Linked DNA regions of Mus musculus: region 1 is linked to region 2. Evidence: chromatin loops called from intact Hi-C (ENCODE). Cell type or tissue: heart. All regions are shown on one strand. Each heading gives the region's core, and the rest is flanking DNA. Links, peaks and the distances in the headings are about the cores only.

What was found. Hi-C counts contacts between places; a loop is a spot of excess contacts. Peaks named below come from ENCODE experiments on the same cell type or tissue, not always from the same donor. Only the 100,000 strongest peaks of a DNase experiment are listed, where the experiment ranks them.
Region 1: it touches region 2 in a loop (3-fold over the local background); 10 of 42 quality-filtered maps call a loop at or near these places.

The regions. Positions count from the first base shown.
Region 1 is chr19:4,200,317-4,208,639 of GRCm38, forward strand. Rad9a (RAD9 checkpoint clamp component A) reads right to left here and starts at 1,287. Exons shown (of 11, transcript NM_011237.2): 1 at 1,167-1,287; 2 at 1,013-1,083; 3 at 613-741; 4 at 149-263; 5 at 1-55. The coding sequence starts at 1,200. It overlaps Gm30082 (a long non-coding RNA gene), which reads left to right and starts at 1,392. Exons shown (of 4, transcript XR_388289.3): 1 at 1,392-1,482; 2 at 1,811-1,922; 3 at 2,068-2,122; 4 at 2,222-2,924. It overlaps LOC102631992 (a long non-coding RNA gene), which reads right to left. Exons shown (of 4, transcript XR_003952884.1): 4 at 4,933-8,323. In heart, for the core only: CTCF peaks have their summits at 3,067 (motif pointing left) and 4,740; DNase peaks (open chromatin) are centred at 1,395, 2,125, 3,915, 6,855 and 3 weaker places; H3K4me3 peaks cover 2,046 bases; H3K27ac peaks cover 2,883 bases; H3K27me3 peaks cover 2,016 bases.
Region 2 is chr19:4,305,743-4,314,065 of GRCm38, forward strand. Grk2 (G protein-coupled receptor kinase 2) reads right to left here and starts at 480. Exons shown (of 21, transcript NM_001290818.1): 1 at 160-480. The coding sequence starts at 272. In heart, for the core only: CTCF peaks have their summits at 688 (motif pointing left) and 4,338 (motif pointing left); DNase peaks (open chromatin) are centred at 609 and 4,259; H3K4me3 peaks cover 932 bases; H3K27ac peaks cover 647 bases.

The DNA.
Region 1 (8,323 bases), core at 197-8,196, 110 kb before region 2:
ACAGCCTGCAGGGACTCACAGTCCTGGAAGGAGAGGTTGTGTGTCTTCTTGACCCCTGGATAAGGGAAATGGTCTCAGGGCTTGGCAACCTCCACTGCCACTGCCTCCACACCCACAGAGGAACTCTTTGGGCAGGCCGCTTGCTCACCATACTTGCAGTGGAGCTGGACCACCAGGTGGCTGTGGCTGCCACTGAGGGAGATACAGCACTTCTCCACAGACTTCTCCACAATTGCCAGAGAGCGGAAGACGGACAGGAAGGCCTGGGCAGGGTAGGACATCAGTCTGGCACACTGCTTCCACGGCCCAGCTCTACATCCCATGTAGGCCCTGGCCCCATCACTGGCCCCACAAAGCTGTGGTGTCTGCACACTCCCATGCTGCCTTGCCCATGCTGGTCTCTTTGCTGGGAAGGGCCACTAACCTTTTCTTGACCAATGTCACCACCCTCTCCACAGATCTTAGATAGCCCTCTACGGTCTAAACATCTTTACCTCACTGCATGTTGCATGGAATAGCTCCCATATGAGACTAACTCCCTAGTCAAACTCATCATTTACTGAGTACCTGGCACAGAGGCACAGCTGTGGAGCTGCTTCAGGTGGCCCTTACCTTCATCAGGATCTTACAGCGCAGCAGGTCCTGACCAGGGGAAGCCGCCTGGTACTGCTGGAAGAAGAGTGGGGCAAAAAGGAAGCAGGCATAGGCAGAACGGGACGAGTTCACAGTCCGTAGGGAGAGCTGAGACACAAAAAGCAGGCAAAATTGCTTTTCCCTTAAGTTACTTTAGCCCCACCTTGCCTGCCACTAGGCGTTCTAGGAAGAGCAAGTACCCTCTGTATAGACATGCAGCCTCAGAAGACTGGGCCCAAGCCGATGTCCGAACAACCCAAGAGATAATAAACTGCGCCGGAATATCTGTCCACCATCCCTGTAAGGCCGAATGAACACCAAGCCTAGGCTCCCCATTCACCATTGAATCCGCCCCCATCCCTGCGTCCCAGTCCCTTACCCCGTCCTTCAAGGGTTCCAGATAGAGCTCGTCCCCGATTCGGGATAGCGAATGGACAGCCTTGCCCAGCACTGCGGGGAGGAGAACAGAAAGTGGTTAGGGGGACTCCTGGGGCTTGCTCACGTGGTCTGCTGCAAGGTAGGTCCAAACTTACCCTTCACGTTGCCCCCGGTGATCAGGCACTTCATAGTACATAAGCACAAAAATCGAGCTTGTTTTGCACACGAACCGGGACGGGATAGGACATATAATGAGTCCCAGCAGCTACTACGACTGCCTAAAGTTCCCTTCCCGCGCACCGTCCCCTCCCCGCTGCCGGCCTGGCCTCCGCTTCCTTATTGGTTCACCCGGGGTTTCTCCGTCACGTGAGAAAAACGTTCCTAAGCTCGGTGTCACGTGATCTAGTCGGTTCATTGGGTGTGGCCCGGGTCACGTGACTGCGGAGGGCTTGCTCCTGTGTCCTTCCTCAGGTCTGATTCTCCCACCCGAACCCGAGCCCTGCACACCCTGCAGAGCTCTGCAGCTCCACTGGGCTGCACTGGGCATAGGTGAAGGGCATACTAGATGGAGGAGCAAGGTGTCTGCACCAAGGATCGAGCTCTGGACCAGAGCCCTAACGTGGGAAGTGTAGACCCTCCCGGGTCGCTAACTTTAGTGTGTGGGGTTACAGGGTCAAATCAAGATAGTCCGCGCTCAATCTGGGCTGGGGATTCTGTTGTGGCAGCAACCACCAGCTCCCCTCAAAAAACGTAACTCGCTTCAAGAGCGATGAGAAGGGGCTGTTCATTTTGCTTTCAGGATCCTTCACTGACCTTCGTAAATACATGGAAAGATGAGAAGGTTCTGGGACAGAAAAGGGTGGAAGGATGGACTTGTCAGAAGGAGGGGCAGAAGCAGAAGCACAATGGGGGTAGGCGAATATGGGTGAATGGGGTGTCCCGAGCCTTGTGCGGTAAGGGGTGGGGAGGCAGAGCTGAAGGGATGAACTGGGAAGCCCTGGGAAGGCTTAAGTACTACGCGGGGTTTGGTTTATGTACATTTTACCAATTACCCAGACAGTGTGGAAGGATGAAGATTTTCAGCTGGGACGCATTCACCTTGCTCTGGGAGGTAGTTCAAATGCCTAGAGCAACCCTTGCCCATCCCCCTGCGGGCCTGTGGGTAGTGGGGAGGGTGTGTTTGTTACCTAGCCCCTCTTTGTTTTTCTAGGCTCCTCTCCCTCTCCAAGTGCTTCTTTCCTAGAGCCTCCGGGGAGGAGGCGGCTTTCCCTTTCCACATCCAAGGCAAGCTGCATACAACGCAGAGGTGTCCAGTTCTCTGTTAGACTGGGAGTTAGGGGATTACCAGCATCCTCTCCTCCTCACTTGCTCACGTCTTCGGTGGATTCTGGCTGCTTCATTTCCCAAACAGATGGCAAAGTGGCCCTCCTTCTGTCTCCACTGTCCTCCTTTCACTGTCCAGACACAGTCCTCAGTGACCCGCCCCCCCCCCCCCCCCCGGTGGGCTTAACTCTCCTGGCAAAGTCCAGTCTCTTGATCAGGAACTTTGAGGATCCAGGTCCCACAGAGGTCTTCACTGTCTCCTACCCCACATGATCACCTATCTCCATAGCCCTGCCAGGCTCTTAGCGGCCACTCTGGCTGCTTCCAAGGCTGTAGCCTGCTTCTCCCATGCTGACTTCTCTTCCTGGGCTCAACAGCAAAGGTTCCCTCAGCAGAGAAAACCCTAGGCTTTGAGCCATGGTGTGTCCCAGTTTCCTCTGTGTTTAATATTTGTGCTTCCTGCTGTTGTGGCTGCTGCATGTGGGCAGGAACTGCTTCTGTTTTGTTTATTGCTCTGTGTACTTCCCACCCAGCCTAGGATCAATAAATAGGTGTTGAGCCAGGTATGGTGGCTCATGCCTATAATCCTACCACTAGCGACTCGAGAACTTGAGAGGCCAGCCTGGGCTATATAGCAAGACCCTGTCTCAAAAAAATAGAAAAAGGAGGGCCTAGAGAGATGGCTCAGTGGTTAAGAGCACTGGCTGCTCTTCCGGAGGACCTGAGTTCAATTCTTAGCAACCACATGGTGATCTGATGCCCTCTTCTGGCATGCAGTACAGATAGAGCACCCATATAAATAAAAGAAATACATCTTTTTAGAAAGAAAGAAAGAAAGAAAGAAAGAAAGAAAGAAAGAAAGAAAGAAAGAAAGAAAGAAAGAAAGGAAGGAAGGAAGGAAAGGAAAAAGTTAAGTATGTGGCACAGTTTAACCAGGCTGCTCCACCCTCCACCTCTGCCCACAGCACCCCCTCTCCTGATAACTCTACTCTCCCATGCTTAGCCCATGTTCGCACAGGTTTGTAATCTCAGGTTCTTGGAGGGCTGGGGTGGAAAGATTGAAAATTCAAGGCCTATTGAGATGACAGAGAACGTTCAAGGCGAGCCAGGCGGGTGGGGGGGGGGGCATAAGCTGCTTCTGTGCGGCCTGAGGACAGGAGCTCCGCAGCCAGCAGCGGGCCCAACAGGAAGAACCCCGAAAGCTGCCCGCTGACGCCCACAAGCACTCCACGGAAGGGCTGCCAATCTCACACACACTAATAATAGATGTAAGAAAAAATAAAGGGCTGGAGTGTAAATCTGAGTAGAACACATATCTAACATTCAAAAGCCCTGGGTTAAACCAGGCCTGGTGGGGCACTAATTTAATCCCAGGAGAGGCAGAGGGGTCTACAGAGTGAGGGAGTTCCTGGGCAGCCAGAGCTACACAGAGAAACCCTGTCTCAAAAACAAGCAAGCAAGCAAGCAAATCCCCAGTGCTTCCTGTTTCTTCTTCTTAAGATATCCTCCCACCCTACCCAGGACTGGGTGAGATCTTAAAACATCCTCCACTTCCTCCCCTGTCCCCTGCCTGAGCAGCCAGGCTGTCTCAACAGGAGACAGAAGGCGAGGCTCCCTGGAAGACAGAAGGCTCCCTGGAAGCAAAGGAGACGGCTGCTGATTGACCTGTTCTGTCCCTGACATACTGGGTGTTAAGGTGCTATTCTAGTGTATATGAGGTCGTATATACTAGGAGAAGGAGAAAGGATACTTTAGAGTGATCACCCTCCTGTTTTCTCACTCAATGCCAGAAACCTGTAGTACACTGGACTGCGGAAGGTAAGGAACAGGATGCTCGCCCAGACTCCCTCCAACCTGACACTTAAGATCCTGAAGGGTTTCCCTGGGGTGTAATCCTTGCAGACAAACTCTTCTAGGGTCTGTTCCCTGCCCCATTCCTGGGTTGTGAGTCTAGTATGGAGCTTTCCAATCCACCATTCTGTCTTGCAGTTAGCACATCCAGTCATGCAAGTTTACCCACAAGCACAGTAAGAGGGGGAGGGAGCTGGGACCCACGGGAGACGTTATTATGTTGAGTGGGAGATGGATCACCCAAAGAGGGCTTGGGTCCATCCTGAAAGTAGAGCAAAATGTGAGTCCAGCTCTGTGCACAGATGGCCTGGAGCAGGCCAAGGCCCCTCTGCACCTCCATTTTTCCCTCAAATGCAGTTGCAAGAGATGATGGGATGACCTCAGGATTCAACCCCCAAACTTACGGTGTTCACCTCACCCCATGTTGGAGGCAGCTTCCTACAAAGGTTCATTTGCTTTGTGTAAATGTAAGTGTATCTGGGACGGTGATGAAGGGTGGCTGCCACTGCAAACCCTCAGAGGCATCCTCTTGCCGGGACCCAATTCCTTCTAGAACCACTTCCCCCTAGCTGTTTAGGGCTGAATCACATCACAGGGAGCCCAAAGCTGGGACTTGGTGCTCAGCCATCCACTGCATCAACACATACAGCACACATTGGGTGCAATTTTCCAAGTTTGGAACAGAGACAAGATAAAGCTCCCTGATCTCCGAGTATGGTGTGTAGGTGCTACAGGGAGGACAAAAGGATACTGGGAGAGGAGAGGGGAGGGGAATGCTGGGAGAAGAGAGCCTCCTCTAGAACAGCATGTCCAGGTAGGGCATTTGCCTGAAGACCTGAGGAAGGGAGCTACAAAGTGAGAGCCACGGCTCTGGGGCTGGGTTGGGAGGGTCACACAGGGCAGCTGACAAAGAACAAGGCACTACAAGTCATTGTGAAGCTGCACCTTGGGGAAAGGCAGGAATCTATGGCTCTGGGAATATGCTGTCACGTGGGAGTTTTGACAAACTGGCGTAAATAGCAGAAGTGCAGAAGAGTTTGGAGAGTTGGGGTTCACCTGGGTTTGTCTTGGTATAGGCTGTAGATACGGCATTTGTGTGCTTACTCTGGGGTAACCAAGTAGACATGGCAGCTCTGAGATGTTGGGGCACTAGGAAGGGAGAACACCATTTGGCCTGCCTGTGACGCACGTGTAGCACACCAGGTGCTGCCAGCCCCCGCTGCCAAGCCCTGCCCAGGGTTTCTTGTTACCTGGCATCTGCCCCATCAATCAGAGCGATGTTTGGCACGTACCATTAGTTTGATGAATCTATGCTGAATAAGTGAAGAACAAAGATTCAGAACCTTTGCAAGACTTGAATTCTGGCTCCATCCAAAGTTGTGTGAAAATGGGCATTAGGCTGGTGGGTTTTTTCTTCTTCTTAGAGGTGGGGTTTCTCTGTGTAGCCCTGGCTGTCCTGGAACTCACGCTGTAGACCAGGCTGGCCTCGAACTCAGAAATCCGCCTGCCTCTACCTCCCAAGTGCTGGGATTAAAGGCGTGCGCCACCACTGCCCAGCTAGGCTGGTGCTCTTAAAGTCTGAATTTTCTAATGTATAGACTGGAGGTACTCAGGGTCACTCCTTTGATGAGCTACCGTGAAAGTTTATTTAGTTCATGTGTACAAAGCTCTTTCAATCTGCTATTGCAATGATGGTATCCTATCTGCTCAAACTGTGTAGTCCATCCTTACTGTAGCCTAAGAATCAGAGAGGGCAACAGAGCAGACCATCAGATTAGTCCAGGATGAAGGGATCCTGGAGGAAAGTCTCCCCAGGAGAAGGTACAGAGAAAGGCATGGAGCCCACAGGCTGGAGAACCTTCTATGACTGTGTCTGGGACAGGAGGAAGAAGCAGCCCTTGAGAGCAGCTAAGAAAGCAGGCTGCTGCTCTTTTGAGCCACTATGTGGTCCTTCCATTCTGGGTTTTCGCTGGTCCTGAGCCCCCAGAGCAGGCAGGATGGTAGTGCTTATGTCTTTCAGGGTCTTCTGGAGGTTCCCATGGGATAAAGATATGGCCACACTCTAGACACACAGACACAGTGCACACACGAGGGACCAGGACTTTTCAGTCTGCAGGGCTGGAGGTAGAGGGAAGAAGGAATGGAATTTTTCAAACCCACAGGGGGATGGAAAGGGGGAAGCTCAGCTTGTTCACCAAAACCTGGCATGCTGGAGTTACAGGGCCCCCTTGGAGTGCAAGTGAGGTAAGTTTAGGACAAATCAAAGGCAGCATGCTTCACCCAGCAGGGGAGGACAGCGATGGAACTCATTACCCCAAGATGTGGTCCCGGTTGGAAATATAAATAGCTTCACAAAAGGTTTAGATAAATCCACGGATGACAGCTCCATTCATGAGTTAGAAGGGAAAAGAGGCTGTTTGGGGGCCCCCTGGGCAGGCATCAGGGAGGCAACCTGACCTCCCTAAAGACCACCCCTTGGGGGTCCTGTTAAAGACAATACCATTGCCACAGGAATTCCAGAAGGTGACAGAGTTTCTGTGGACCAGGATATGGCCCGAGTCCCCTGTCTCCTGAATGTTCCCTACACTTAACCAGCCACCGCTGGGGAGACATGGACATCAACCAGCTCTAGGGAAAGCAGGTTGGCCAGGCTGTCCCCCTATGGGACCAGCAGAGGGAGACAGACACCACATCCAGTCCCAGATCCCAGGGCAAATCCAGGGTGGCTGGCCTGACCCTGGGTCAAGCATGCATCTGTGGGTACCAGTCTTGATTCCTGTCTTATTTTAGGTCCCATAAGAGGAAACAAGGCAAAAAAGGTGTCATTCCAAGGTTTTCTTGTGGACATGAAGGAGCTTTCAGGATATAGAGACAGAATGGGGAAGGATCACAGATTAAAAGCAGGGTTGCTTTAGAGCTAAGTTGCCTGCCTCTATGATCTTAAGCAAGTTGTACAATTTGTGCTTTGGATTCCCATGTGATAAGGTGGCACCTGCAATAGCACCCGCCTCAGGTGGGCTGTGTGAGACTGTCCGTGGGGAGGATTTAATTTTTAATGTGTAATTAATTAATTTTTTTTTTTTTTTTTTTTTGCACTTCCAGGCAGGTAAGTAAGCAGCAGCGGCATGTGGGAGACTAGAGGATTCTTGAATCTCCTTGGAGCTCTGCAATTTGCAAAGCCTTTGCTTCACTGTTTCATGTGAGCCTCACCACAACTCTGAGGATTTTGTGAGGTGGAGAGGGTCACTTGTAGCTGGTGGATCTGGGCCTCCACTCTACCCAGTGCAGAGGATAGAACTCAGAACCCTGCTTGTGCATGCTCAGCCACTGCAAATCCCAGTCTGGAATTTCTGATAACAAACCCCCTGATGGATCGATCTGTCCAGAGTCCTTGTTGGGTCAGAGGTTGAGGAAAGGCTGGTTCCGGGCACTCTGGTCTGCGCTGAAGCATCCTAGCAAGCTGCCCACATGTCTAGTCAGTATTAAAGTCACCTTTCCATGTGGCCCTGGAAGGCAGGCTGTGTCTAGGTCTACATTTGACTCAGCAGCTGTTTCGGGAAGCCTTTGGGAGGTAACAGGACTGCACAGACATGGGTACCAGTTCCTCCCAGCTCTATACTCTTCTGTTGGCCATGCAATTCTCTCTGACCAGTCAGGGGGGTCGCCCTTGACCCTCAAGCCTCGCCATGCCCTCAGCCCCTGTTTCACTATCACTGTTCTGTTCTGGGACAGGAAGGCTCTGAGAGCCCTGACTCACACACAGTGCCTCTGCCTCCTCAGTGCGGGATGAACTGTGTTCCTCACTGTTGTTATGTTGTTGACTCTGTTTGTTTGTCTGCAGTGCTGGGGACCAGACTCAGGGCCTCATGGACCAGGGGAGCACTCTGCCGCCGAGCTCCCCCCAGCTCCAGTTCCTATTGTATTTATGCAGACCCCTCGATTAGGAACCACCAGGGGAGCACTCTGCCGCCGAGCTCCCCCCAGCTCCAGTTCCTATTGTATTTATGCAGACCCCTCGATTAGGAACCACTAGCTGCTACTATCATGTTACCACCATCCCTGTCTAGAAAAAGAGGACATGAAGGAGTTGGAGGAGACGGTGACTTGCCCAAGGCCACTTGGTAGAGGAGGAACATAC
Region 2 (8,323 bases), core at 200-8,199:
GGGGCGGCCAGAATAATGGGGTCTCCGGGGCAGAAGGTCCCCGGAGTAGAAGGGGTTCCCGGGTCCTGGGGCAGAAGGTCCCCGGAACCTGGGGCGGAGGGGGTCCCTAGGGCACGGGATCCCGGGGCGGCGCGTGGGGCCCGGCACAGGCGGGCTCACCTGGGCTCTGGCAGCAGGATCTTCTTGCTGGCGCGCGCGGCCGGCGTGGCCTTGCTCTTCTCCATGGCCATCAGGTAGCTCACATCGGCCAGCACCGCCTCCAGGTCGGCCATCTTGGCGGCGGCGGCGGCGCTGTTCCTCCCGCCGCCCGAGGCTCCGCTCCGCTCCCGCTCGCTCGGCCCGGCCCGGCCCGCGCGGCTTGTGGGCCTCGGCGCCGCCGCCGCCCCGCCCGGTCCTCGCTCGTCGCCGGCTCACAGGCGGCGCCGCCCCATGGCGCCGGCTCGGGCCCGGCCCGGCTCGCGCTCCGCTCCCGCCGGGACTGCAGTCGGGGCGCCGCCGCCGCCGCCACCACCACCACCACCCGCTCGCCCGCGCCCCGGAGCTGCCGCCGCCGCCTCCGGCCCCGCCTGCCGCGCACAGCGCCAGCGAGCCGCCGAGGGGCCGAGCCGGGCGGGCGGCGGGCGGGCGGGCAGGCGACAGCGCCCCCTAGAGGCTGCACCGCTCGGGTCCGAGACACGGGTCTCAGTCCTGGTTTGTTACCTGAGTCTTCCACCAAGGACTCTAGGATGACCTCAGACCCCAAGCCATGACCACAAACGCGGATCCCATCTCAGCATGCTAGACTGCACGCTCCACTAGGGCCAAGACCGTGGGTCCTAACAAGAATCCTGACACCGACCAAGACTCCTATACTCAAATTTCTGAACATTCTCTCAGAGTCACACCATCATTACCACCCCTGACTCCTGACCTGACCAGATGACAATCCTGACTTCAAACTCCCAACAGGACCCCAGACTCAGAGCTTGGGCCGCACTCCTGACATGAACGTTTGTTGTTGTTCTTGTTTTAGAGAGGGTATCCCCGTGTAGCCTTGGCTAGTCTGTAACTCACTATGTAGACCAGGCAGACCACTAATTCACAGCGATCTGCTTTCCTCTGCCTCCCAAGTGCTGAAATGGATTAAAGGCATAGTCCATTAAACCACACTCTGATGAACGCCGAACTCATTAATTGATCGATCGATTGACTGATCAGTTGATTGATTGTGTATGCACATGTGGAGGTTAGAGGACAGACAATTTGACCATCAGTTCTCTCTTTTTACCACATGGGTCTCTAGGGATGGAACTCAAGGTCCTCAGGCTTGGTGGCAAACATTTTACCCACTGAGCCCTTCTGTGCCTTCTTCCTTGGCCAACTCCTGTCTACTTTACCTGGCTAGCACACGAGAGGCAAAAGCAGGTGTCTTTCTGTAAAGTCAAAGCCAACCAGGGCTATAGAGTGAGACCCCGTCTTAAGCAAATGAGTGAAAGCAATTTAAACTGCACACCTCTCTAGAGCACCTCTTTGCTTTCCAGGCTGCCAGGACACTCCCACCCCAGGCATGGACACTTAGAACCTGATTCTCCTGCCAGTTCGTGTCCAGCAAAGCAAGTATCCCGACTCCCCTGACTTCTTGACTCCTTCAGAAGAAAACAAATCCTATTAGGGGAGAAAGGTTGTCAGCGGACGACATCTCTAGACAGATCCTGCCTCTACTTCTCCTTTCCTAGGTCACCACTACAGCCTCCTGAGAGTCCTCTGACCTGTCCATTTCTCAGGGTTCCTAAAACTGCCCTCTGATACAGGCTCTGACCAGAATGGCTGTCCCCAAATCTAGATCTGATGGGATTACTGTACATTCAAGGCCAAACAACAGCTGTCTAGTGCCCCAGAGCTACCAAGAGTGAAAAGTCCTGTTTTTGTTTCTGGTTTTGGTTTTTCCAGACAAGGTTTCTCTGTGTAACCCTTGCTGCCCTGGAACTCACTCTGTAGACCAGGATGACTTTGAACTCAGAAATCTGCTTGCCTTTGTCTTCCAAGCGCTGGGGTCAAAGGTGTGTGCCACTATACCCACCTGAGACTGCCAAGTCTCCTTTGGTTTTGTTTGTTTGTTTGTTTGTTTTTTTTGAGACAGGGTTTCCTTGTGTATCCCTGTCTTGGAACAGGGTGTAGACCAGGCTGGCCTTGAACTTGAACTCAGAGATTAACTTGCTTCTGCCTCCCAAGTACTGAGATTAAAGGCATGAGCCACCACCACCTGTCAAAAGTGTAAAATCTTAAGGGGACATTTTGGACCCCAATTTTCTGCTGCCCAAGCCAGGTTCGGTTGAACAGTAACCTGTGCTTAGCTTTTTTGAAACAGAGTCTCACCATGTAGCCTTTGGTTAGTTTGAAACTTAACTATGTAAACCAGGCTAGCCTTGAACTTATAGAGATTTATACCACCCTAGTGGCCTAGGTGAACAGTCTCTCTCTCTCTCTCTCTCTCTCTCTCTCTCTCTCTCTCTCTCTCTCTCTCTCTCTCGTTTTTGAGACAGGGCTATGGAGCTGTGGCTGTGCAAGAATTCACTATGTAGACCAGGCTGGCCTCAAACTCACAGAGTTTGCCTGCCTCTGCCTCCTGAGTGCTGGGATTAAAGGCGTGCACTACCAGCGCCAGGCTGGCGAGTCTCTTAAACTGAAGCATGAATGGTAGAGTCCTGTTGCCCTCTTTAGCTTGGTTCCTGCCATCCCCTAAGAATCTCCTCTCTCTGTTAGTTCTTCACTTTGGGCTTCTGCTTTTCCATGGACCTGGAAGCCCCTTTATGTGCCTTCTTCCATAACCAATCCTGCTGTTCCTTTCAGACCCACGCCCTGATGCCCTGACCCCAACTGTATGCATGTTCCATTCTACATTTAACACTACCAGGCCATATTGCTTTCATTTAAAACCATCGTCAATCAAAACATTCATTGTTGTACATATAAATTGGGGGAAGGCAGCCATTACATCATAACATCTCTACACCTGAATGTCAGGCATGTTGATATATGAGGAGAGATACCCACTGACTTCCACTGTAATTGATGCTCCATGGTCATCTCTCTCTTTTTTTTGTTTTGTTTTTGGTTTTTGGTTTTTCGAGACATGGTTTCTCTGTGTAGCCCTGGCTGTCCTGGCACTCACTTTGTAGACCAGGCTGGCCTTGAACTCAGAAATCTGCCTGCCTCTGCCTCCCGAGTGCTGGGATTAAAGGCATGCGTCACCACGCCCGGCGGTCATCTCTCTCTTGTGTGCATATGAACATATGTGTTACAAGTATGTGTGCATATTCTGTGAGTATGAGTGCATGCATGCTATGTGCAGGTATGTGTCTGGTCAATCTTATATATAATTTTTCAGGATCCATCTATATACTCATTTTAATTAATTTTAAGATTATTATTATTATTAGTTAATTAGTTAGTTAGTTAGTTAGGTTTTTTTTTTCGAGACAGGGTTTCTCTGTATAGCCCTGGCTGTCCAGGAACTCACTTTGTAGACCAGGCTGGCCTCGAACTCAGAAATCCGGCTGCCTCTGCCTCCCGAGTGCTGGGATTAAAGGCATGTGCCACCATGCCTGCCTTCACGTACATGTTCTGAACACTTAACCACCGAGCCATCTCTCCAACCACCCAGTTCATTTATTTTGAGACAGAGTCTCTCAAGTGGGACATGAAGCCTCATAAATCCACCTATCTCCACCACCCCAGTGCTGGGACCGTAACTGTGTGTCACAGACCGGCTTTTTATGTGGGTATGAGGGACTGAAGTAAGATTGAAGGAAGCACTTAGCCAACTGAATCATCTCTCCATTGTTCCTGGCTCATTTCAGGCCTAGACTCAGACAAGCATTGATGTTTGATGAATGAATGAATGAGTGACCACACTCCTGAACACATGAAATGTGAAGCAGAAGAGGGCTAGCAGCTACAGCAGAAGCAGTGCCCCTGACCTTCACACAAGCACTGCCCTGACTCTCTGAGACTGGGCCTAAGAGCACAGCCCCACCCTGGCCTGGGTTTTCTGGAACAGTTCCTATTTAAAAAAAAAAAAAAAAAAAAATCTGCCTGAAGAACTTGTCAGAGCAGAGTCTGAGTGTGGGTTTGGAGATGCCAGCCATCCTTTCAGTACCTGGAAACCCAGATGGACCATCCCACCCACAGCCCCACCCACTGTCCCAGCCAGACCTTGTTCCCAGGGGCAGGTCTCCTGGGCATCCTTCATGGATTCTTGAGACCTGAGAAAGCAGTTTCAGTCTGCCAGGGGACCAGATAGTGTGAAGAGGCCTCTGGGCTGCTAAGGCTGGTCTTTGAGGTGGTGCTGCCACCTAGTGGTGTATAGGAGGAAGGTAAACTTGTAAACTTGACCTTTCAGGCCAGCTTCAATCATTTCCTTCTTCCTTTTCTTTTCTTTTTTCTTTTTTTTTTTTTTTTTTTAAAGATTTTTTTATTTATTATATGTAAGTACACTGTAGCTGTCTTCAGACACTCCAGAAGAGGGCATCAGATCTTGATCTTGTTACAGATGGTTGTGAGCCACCATGTGGTTGCTGGGATTTGAACTCCGGACCTTCGGAAGAGCAGTCGGGTGCTCTTTCCCACTGAGCCATCTCACCAGCCCTTCTTTTCTTTTCTCTTCTCTTCTCTTCTCTTCTCTTCTCTTCTCTTCTCTTCTCTTCTCTTCTCTTCTCTTCTCTTCTCTTCTCTTCTCTTCTTTCTTTTCTTTTCTCTTCTTTTCTTTTCTTTTTCTTTCTCTTTTTTTTTAGATTTTTATTTATTCATTATTATGAGTAAGTACACTGTAGCTGTCTTCAGACACACCAGAAGAGGGTGTCAGATTATGGGTGGTTATGAGCCACCATGTTGCTGGGATTTGAACTCAGAACCTTCGGAAGAGCAGTCAGTGTTCTTACCCCCTGAGCCATCTCACCAGCCCCTTTTCTTTTCTTTTCTTTTCTTTTCTTTTCTTTTCTTTTCTTCTCTTCTCTTCTCTTAATTTTTGGTTTTTCGAGACAGGGTTTCATAGCCCTGCCTGTCCTGGAACTCACTCTGTAGACCAGGCTAGCCTCGAACTCAGAAATCCGCCTGCCTCTGCCTCCCGAGTGCATTTCCTTCTTTCTACAAACCAAGTCCCATATCCAGATTGTGCTGGACTGGGCCAGGATGCTGGCAGTGCAAAGAGGAGAGGACCACCATTTCTGCTCACGGTGATGGTAAGTGCTGAAAACTTAGTCCACACTGAGCTCCTGATCCCACCACTGTAACCTGCTCCCTCCTCCCCTTGAAGTCTCCATCTTCTAAAACATGATGAGTCTTCTTCAACTCCTTACCTGTCTGATTCCCTTAGATGCACCAGCACCATCTGTGTGAAGCACAGTAGCCTCTTCTCAGGCTCCCTGTCTTTCTATTGTGGCTTTCACTGCTTAAACTCTACCTCGACTGGTCTAGGGCCTAGGATGACACTCATTTGCTTCCAGTGGCCTGTGAGACTTAAGAGCCCTGCCTGGCCTCTGCATCTCTCAGTTAGGTACCCTCCCTCCACATCTCTGCTCTTCAGCCTCTCTGTATCTTGAACAAAAAAATTTTTTTAAGATTTATTTATTATATGCAAGTACACTGTAGCTGTCTTCAGACACCCCAGAAGAGGGCATCAGATCTCGTTAAGGATGGTTGTGAGCCGCCATGTGGTGCTCTTAACCACTGAGCCATCTCTCCAGCCCACAAATGTGTTATATTATCTATCTCTCCAGCCTAAGCTGGGCTGTGCACCTTTCCTCCATATGGCAGGCTCTTGCTCAGCCTGTTCTTTTCTGAACCTTTATGTTCAGAGGGCAACTGTTCCCGTGTGTGCTGATCAGTAGTACGTCCCTCGTGGCCAGCATGCAACTTGGGTTGGCCCTGAACTTGTGTGACAACTTTCCTGGTTCTGTTTCCCCAGAGATAGAAACTAGCTACTACCTTCCTTCTCTTCCAGTTCAGGGGATAGAATTCAGGACATTTCAGTGATGGAGAGATGGTTCAGCAGTTAAAAGCACTCACTGCAGTCTTTTAGAGAACCTGGGTTTGATTGCTGGCACCCACATTGCAGTTTACAACTTTTTGTAACTGCAGGAAGTTAATACCATTTTCTGACTTCCACAAGCACCAACCACTCATGGTACACATACATAATGTAGGCAAAACATATATACACATGAAAGAAAATAAATTTAGGACCTTTCACATGCTAGGCAAGTGATCTAGCACTGAGAATTATTTCATGTGTGTGTGTGTGTATTTTTTTTTTTTTTTTTTTTTTTTGGTTTTTCGAGACAGGGTTTCTCTGTATAGCCCTGGCTGTCCTGGAGCTCATTTTGTAGACCAGGCTGGCCTCGAACTCAGAAATCCGCCTGCCTCTGCCTCCTGAGTGCTGGGATTAAAGGCATGCGCTACCATGCCCGGTGTGTGTGTGTATTTTAAAGGGTCTCACTATATTGCTTCGTTGTTTGGCCTGGAATTCACTATGTAGCAGGCTATCCTTGAACTCACAGAGAGCATCTTTCTTCTACCTCCCCAGTAGTGCTTGGAGAAAAAGGCGTGCTACCACTGGTGGTTTGCTAACTGCTCTTGTGTCAACTTGACACAAAGCAGAGTCATCTGAAAGGAGGGAATCTTACTGTAAGATCCAGCTCTAAGGCATTTTCTTAGTTTGCTTTTTACAGAGGAGGGCCCAGCTTTGTGGTCCTGAGCTCTATAAGAAAGCAGGCTGAGCAAGCTGAGCAAGCCAGTCAGCAGCCCTCTTTTATGGCCTCTGCATCAGTTCCTGCCTCTAGGCTCCTACCCTGTTTGAGTCCCTGTTCTGACTTCCTTCAATGATGAACAGTGCTGTCAAAGTGTAAGCTCAATAAACCCTTCCTCCCCAACTTGCTTTTGGTCATGGTGTTTTCTTCACAGCAACAGAAACCATAACTAGGAAACCTTGCCAAACAAACAAACAAACAACCAACCTTGTTTTTGAGATAGAGTTTTACCATATACCCTTGGCTGGTCTGGAACTTGCTATAGAGATCAAAGTGGTTTTGAACTTCCATTGATCCTCCTTCCTTAGCCTCTCAAGTCTGAGTTCCAGACACAAGTCATCATACTCTGTTTTGTTGTTATTGCTACTGTGTGTGTGCATGTTGTGCATGTGTGTGGCTACGTGTGCCATAACACATGTGTGAAGGTGAGCAGACAACTTTGAGGTTTGTTCTCTCATTCTACATTTACACTGGTTCCAGGACCTAACTTAGCTCTCCAGTCTGGAGGGTCCTATTTATTAGGGACAAAGTCAATATATATTCAGGCTGGTCTCAAACTCACCATCTTCTTGTTTCAGCTACTCAAGCACTGGGATTACAAGTTTCTGGCACCAGAATGAAGGTTGCAGGTTCTTACTTCCTTTCCAGATTCTCATGACCCTGTTCTGAGGAGCAGCACTTTTCCAGGGACCTTTAAGGTCGTGTAGTCCAGCCCTGTCCCAGCCCCAGCCGCAACCTGCTTTTCAGAGTTTTTGCAGAGGTTAAGATTCCAGCTTCAGTCTTCTGGACCTCAGCTACACCCACCCTCCCAGATGCAACGCGCATGTGTTCCTGTACCCTAAGTCAACCGCTTGTGAATTACAGCTTGTGATGTCTGGTAGTCCTCACGTTGGTACTGAAGTGTTGTATGACTGAATCTGAGAGCTACTTCTATTAATCCCGTCCAGTGCCTTGGGCAGGTTTCTTATCCTCTCTGGGCCAGCATTGGCGAACAAAGATGATGTGCAAAGCTCTGGAGTAGGGTAGAATCTTAGTCTGCTGACTCTACCATTCGCTGGAGTCTTCTGTCTCATTTGCTCTCCAGGCATCCTCTCAAGCCCTTTGTCTCATTTCTCTTCTGCCCTCTACCTGTTACCTTTCCTTTTCTGGTTTCTCAGGTGCACTACTGTCTTCCAGCACCTCCTGGCTTATAGCAGCTGCGCTCAGCCTCTAGAGAGGGATGGACAGGACAGGGAAAGTTAGGGGACTGGATCAGGCTTAGTGCTCTCTGGCTTTCAGCTTCCGTCCTAAGCTTGGACCGGACCTGTGGAAATACATAGGGAAAAGGAAGAACTGTGCATCCAGAGTGTGAAGCAGCCAATGTTCAAGCACATTTAGCAAAGTCGGCCTGGGGGAATAGGCACCCCCTCCCCAAAATACTTCTTTTGAAGGGCCCTATGCAAATAAAATAGAAAGATGGTTTCATTGGTTAACTTGCTATATAATCATGGGGTCCTAGTTCAGATTCCTGTACCTAGTAAGCCAGAGTCTTGTAAAGA